2 separate regions of the Homo sapiens genome follow, and region 2 is linked to region 1. A link is a loop called in an ENCODE intact Hi-C map of the cell type or tissue named here. Cell type or tissue: sigmoid colon. All regions are shown on one strand. Each heading gives the region's core, and the rest is flanking DNA. Links, peaks and the distances in the headings are about the cores only.

Region 1 (2,925 bases), core at 337-2,836:
GATATAAATTCCACCAGGATGGTAACCATTTTTCTTCTTTCTTTATTTATTCTCTCATAATGTTAGATGCATAGAAAATGGTATTTTAATAAGAGATGAGAAATTTCATAATGCCTACCCTGGAGATACAATTACATGAGAATGCCATGGCATAAGTTTCAAGATGGGGTCTAAGCTAAGACCAAGGAGATGAAAGCTTGGCCTGATCCAAGTTTGTCCCAGGAGGCCCATTTGTTCCTCAGGGGAATTCGGGGATGTAGGTCAGCTACGGGGCAGATCTCAGATCTGGCTGTCTTTAAGCTATCTTGGGCACAGGTCGACTCTTCTAAATGATAGCAGGACCAATACAGATCCACACCCTTGGCCTAAGGCCAGTCCTGAGATGGGCTCTGGAATGAAAGACAAGGCCAACTATGAAGGCCTCTGGAGATGTGGTCCTTTAGCTGCTCTAAACTACCAAACATTTTTCTATGAATTTTTTTAAAGGGATAATTATTCATGTATTTTTCCAATCACTCTTTAATCAGCATTTATGCTCAGTTTTTTTGTGGTCCTGGAAAGGTAATTGATCCCAAAATTCTCTTCCCGTGTTTATTTCCAATTTTCTTTTGCCCATAGGCAAAACTACATTTCCAAAGCCATATGCCAACAGATAAGATTATTTACACTTCTCATTCTATTTTTATTCCATTTAAATAGTCCTTTAAAATTAAAAAGGCATCACATATGCTCCCTACATTAATAGTTATCTATTGCTATATAATAAATTAACCCAAAGCTTAGTGGCTTAATCAACAATAAGCATTCATCATCCATACAGTTTCTGTGGATCAGGTACTTGGGAGGAGCTGAACTGGGCAGTCCTGGCTCAGAATCTCTCATGAGGTTGCAGTTAAGATATTGGCCAGGATTACCATCACCTGAAGGCTTGACTGGGGCTGGAAGATGTGCTTCCCAGATGGCTCACTCCGATGGCTAGCAAATTTGTGCTGGATATAGGCACGAAATCTAAGCCCTTCACCTTGTGGACCTCTCCATAGATCTGCGTGAGTGTTTCATGACACATCAGCTGGTTTTCTCCAGATTGGGTGATCCAAGAAAATGAACAAGGTGTAAACTGCAATGTCCTTTATGATTTAGCCTCTGAAAGTTACATATTTTCACTTCACTTTTTCCATATTTAATGAGTACACAGCCCAGCCTTGATTCAGTGTGCAAGGGGACTATATAAGAGCATGAATAACAGCAGGTGAGAATAATTGAGGGCCACCTTGGATACTACCACACTTAAATTTTTTTATACCACATCAAAAGAAATTACATAAAATAAACTGTGTGTTCACATCTTAGTTACAAAGTATGAGATTTTTCATGGACCATCTCGAGGCCCTCTCTGCATGATCTATGCATATGGTAGTAATTCTTCCAGCCCTTCACTTGACCCATCCTAATTCTTGCTTGGTAAAAGGCATCTGTCTAGACAGCTCTTAAGTTTTATCAGCTCTTAGACTTCTTCAAGAAGCTCAATATCCAAAGACCAACACTCCTGAAAATGCACAGACCCACAAGTGTACTAGTCTACATGCAGCTTCAAGGGTTTTATGGCTCCCCTGAGCTTAAGAAAAGAAGCTCTAACCTGCAAGCTACACACACAATGTTTTCAGCTGGCTGCCAAGTGCAAGTGTCATAGCTAATGCTCAACAATAGGCTGATGTCCAATTCTAGCTGAAGGGCTGGCTAGCACTCTGTGTAAGACAAAATGACAGAAAACATTCACATGAAGTATCAAATTCATCTTTAGTGTCACAATTGTGTCTTTCTTCATTGACCTAGTAAAGTAAACTGTCCATACTTTATTGTGAGTTTTCTTGAATTTGGGTTACAGTTAACATATGCCTCTGGTTAATATTAGGCATTAACTTTAATACATATACACAAGTGGAATGACTCCCACTAATAGCTCATAATGTCACAAAAACCTTTCAACTGAAGTTTTAGACATTACTCACCACCAAACAAGGTTATGTCAAGCGAGTGCTGCCCAGGGCTCCAGCTAGCTATGGTAAAAAATAGTTTCTAATTATAAAAGGCAGCCAGCAAGTTCATCTCAAGAACTAGAGGGTATCACTCTATCAGCTAAATTTTTTTCTACAGACATTTATCATATATTCAACAACAGAAAGCACAAATTCTCCAAATTTCTAGAACTAAGTAAATTAGCTAAGTTTATATTATCCACTTTCTTCAAAGTAGTACCCGAGTGCTTTGTACTGATTCTGTAAAGAGATCAGCATTATTTCTCAATGCATGGTTAATCTCATCAGAATCATCAGTGATAGTTGTTTAACATGCAGATTACCAGAACAACTGAATCAGAATCTGATGTGAGTATAGTAAGGGTGGGAGGAGTGAAAGTGGGGGAGGTTAGGGGAGGCAGGATTCTGCATACTTAGCAGATTCACTAAGTCAGTGGTTTCCAAAATGTGATCCCAGGACCAGCATTGCTAGTATCATCTGGGAACTTGTGAGAAACGCAAATTATTCAAACCATCCCACCTCAGATCTACTGAGTCAGAAACTCTGGGGATGGAGCCCAGTGTTCTGAGTTTATCCAGCCCTCTAAGAGATGATGATGCTTGCTAAGCTAGAGGACCACTGCGCTCAGTGATTCTTTGCTTCTCCATATACTGAGAGTGAGAGTCATTATCTCTAGGTTTGTTAAATAGCCATGTTTCAATAAAACAAAGTCAAGTCATAAAATTTCTTTCATATCCATCTAATTATCTTCCACAACCAGGCCTTGTAGATGTAGGATGCAAGTTCATAAATGAAAAAGGGTAGGTGAGAGACTTTAGATTCAGAGCTGACAAACAGAGGTAAATGTTTCTTGCCATTTTTTTTAAAAGAAGATTACTCTCACAAAAT
Region 2 (2,925 bases), core at 119-2,618, 190 kb after region 1:
ACACTCTGGGTCTGCAAATAGTTCTGTACATTCCAGAAAAAATAGTTCTCAATCTGGGCTAGACATTAGACTCACCTGGAAAAATGTATTAAATAGCTGATGCCTGGGCCTCGCCCTAAAGATTCTGGTTTAATTAGCCAGGAGTTGTTCTCCTGGATCAGGGGATTAAAAGTTTCCCAGGTGGCTATAACGTATGGCGTAGATTAAGTGGACTTGGGAATGGGGGTGGTAGGAAGTGGGTCAGAGTTCAAATGGCACAGCCTTGATGTAAATTCATATTTGCAAGTAGATTTGAGAGGAAAATTAGACACTAATTCCTCTCACAATCAGTATCGTAACCCTGCTTCTGCTCCCTATTACAACTATTTCCCTTTCAACTGCAGCTTAAAACAAATATTAAAAATTTTGTCATAAACAGTATTGTTAGCTAAGCAAAGATTTCACACCAAGGCTCCACATGTCCCACAGAAAGGACTCTGCAATTTATGAGCCCACTCCCACTGGCCACCCACCCCACCACCTGCCATAACCACTGGAGCTAGAAAACTGCTACAGTGACCTCACCCATTCACCAAAACAGCAGTGTTTCCGTCTACTGTCCATTCTCCTTCCATTTACTGTCTCTGTAGGAAGATGTAAATGTTGGCATTGCATTAGAGAGTGAGGAGAACAAACGTTACCATCCTAAGTGAACTCAGAATGTGTTCATCACATCACCTTACCCTGCATTCACTTATTTTCCTCCAAACCCAAAGCAGGAAAAAGAGGTCTACCTTTCCTGTCTTGTGCAGTCATAGGCTATTTTAATTAGAAGAAAGTATAGATAATTAACTGGAAGGCCTTATTCTATTATAAAAAAAGAAGCTAATTATTTCTCCAAAAAATACTAGTAAATAACACCCTTACGTGACATATTGTCATAACCCTGTTCAAACGAGGACAAGGCCAGTTTATCAGATTTTCCTCTGACTCATAAAATTCTCCACTCCTCCAGAGCCTACAATTCAATTACAGAGAGAAACTATAAACTACCCTACCCTGTAGAGTGCAGGAGAAAAAATTAGCCATCATCTTTATTTATGAGTATTCTAAACAAAGAAGCTGGCAAATGTGGATACAGTCGATGTCTCCCAGGCCACACCAACCAGGGGGTAAAAATAGGGTCACCATGTGTTTTATGCAGGATTTTCTGGCTTTGTTCTCCAGCTACTCTGCCAAAACTTTAGTCCCCTCTTAGAAAACTCTCAAAGAATTCTGGGAGAGAGGTACTAGAACTGATGCTTGTGTTTGCCATGGGTTTCTGTGCTTTTCATCTGTCCTGCTCAAGCTCCCAGAGGAGATAGTGCCTGTCTCAGAGGAATCCAAAGTTGTGAGCTACACCAGCACCACCTGCTAAAGATGATAGCACAGCTGCCCATGTTAAGAGTGCCACGGCCACACTCCAAAGGCACAGTCTTCACTCCTGGATCAGCTGCTGTTACAGAGCTGATAATGGCTTCAGCGATCCGGAGAGGCTCTCGAAGAATGGCTGTTCCTCACCTGACTCTTTCTTGGAGTCCCCTTGCCCCGAGACTTAGGCAACTCCATGGAGTATGGGCCAGAGAACAATATGGTTGAAAGGCATCTGCTCTATTTAAAAGCATTTCTCTCCTCTGGATGTGGTCCATTCTTCCAGAATCAAGCATGTTTGCCTTCATTTTCACTTATGAAATTTTTTTACTGGAGACTCTTCAAGTTCACCAACTCCTCTGGCCCCACTCCTAGTCTTCTGGATGTATTCATTCATTCAAGGACTATGCTAGACACTGAGTGAGGATACAACAATGACCTAGAAAGACCGTCTCCTCCTCATAGACCAAGGTCGATGAGCAAGTTCCCAAGTGGGTAGTTCAGTATGCTGTGTGCATGCAGAGGACAAACGCTTCCTCCTGATACTAGTGTAGTCGAGGAAAGGATCTCACAAGAAAGAAATGACCTTGGAACTTAAACTTGATGAAGAATCAAAAGTTAAAGAAACGAGAGAGAGAGTGGGAGTTAAGGGAGGAGAGATAATTCCAGACATAAATAACATGCACAAAGCCCCAGAGGTCAGGTAGAGCATATCAAATGCCACAGATAACCTCAGAATCCTCACTTTCATCAGACATTTTAACTTTCTGCACCAACAACTTGTAACCACAAAGGGGGAAGAAATGACTGATTGAGCTTGATGTCCTCAGTTTGTCTTTGAGAAGATGTTAATTCAGTGGGGACAGGCCCTGAAGGCAAAATCAGATGAAAATAGAATTGCCAGATAAAATACAGAATGCCCAGTTAAAATTGAATTTTAGATAAATAGTGATAATTGTATAGTATAAATATGTCTCAGATATGGCATGGGATATACTTATGCTAAAAAGTATTTGCTTTTTATCTGGAATTCTAATTTAACTGGGCATATTGTATTTTTATTTGCTAAATCTGGCAGCCCAAGATCATGAATATGACCACAAACTTGGTCACTTCTCACTGGAAAATCAATTGGAAAAAGAAGAGATAAGATTACAAGAGCAGACATCAATGGTAAAAACATAAAAATGCAACTCAAAAAAAAAGGGCTGCAACAGGCCAGCCAACTTTCTTGTCTGAATTCTAAATAACTAAAACCCATGGAGAATGCTCTACAATAGAAAGTAGTGGGTTCATTGCCAGAGGCACTTCATAAGAGCAGGATTACAGAGGAAGGACTCCTAAGACTGAGTCCCCAAGTCACTAGTAACCATCTGCTTGGTTAATGAACCTGATACCAACAGAAAAAACTCCCTGAAGTCATCAAACAACAGGGACAGCTACTCCTGAACTTGTGGTCACATAAAACCAAGGTGTTGACTACATCAGGTTCTTAAGAATTTTGTAGGGTGGAAGGATGTCTAAATGTATGCGTGT

Evidence for each region. A loop is a pair of places that touch in the nucleus more often than their neighbours do. Peaks named below come from ENCODE experiments on the same cell type or tissue, not always from the same donor. Only the 100,000 strongest peaks of a DNase experiment are listed, where the experiment ranks them.
Region 2: a loop joins it to region 1, with 13 times the contacts of the local background. A loop is called at or near these places in 2 of 110 quality-filtered maps.

Annotation. Positions count from the first base shown.
Region 1 is chr3:100,976,521-100,979,445 of GRCh38, forward strand. The region is part of intron 1 of ABI3BP (ABI family member 3 binding protein); the gene reads right to left. Among named protein-coding and RNA genes, the nearest start is that of ABI3BP, 15 kb to the right of the region's middle. In sigmoid colon, for the core only: no CTCF peak of the experiment used is centred there; a DNase peak (open chromatin) is centred at 1,691.
Region 2 is chr3:101,169,191-101,172,115 of GRCh38, forward strand. No RefSeq gene overlaps it. Among named protein-coding and RNA genes, the nearest start is that of IMPG2, 150 kb to the right of the region's middle. In sigmoid colon, for the core only: no CTCF peak of the experiment used is centred there; a DNase peak (open chromatin) is centred at 1,161; H3K4me3 peaks cover 631 bases.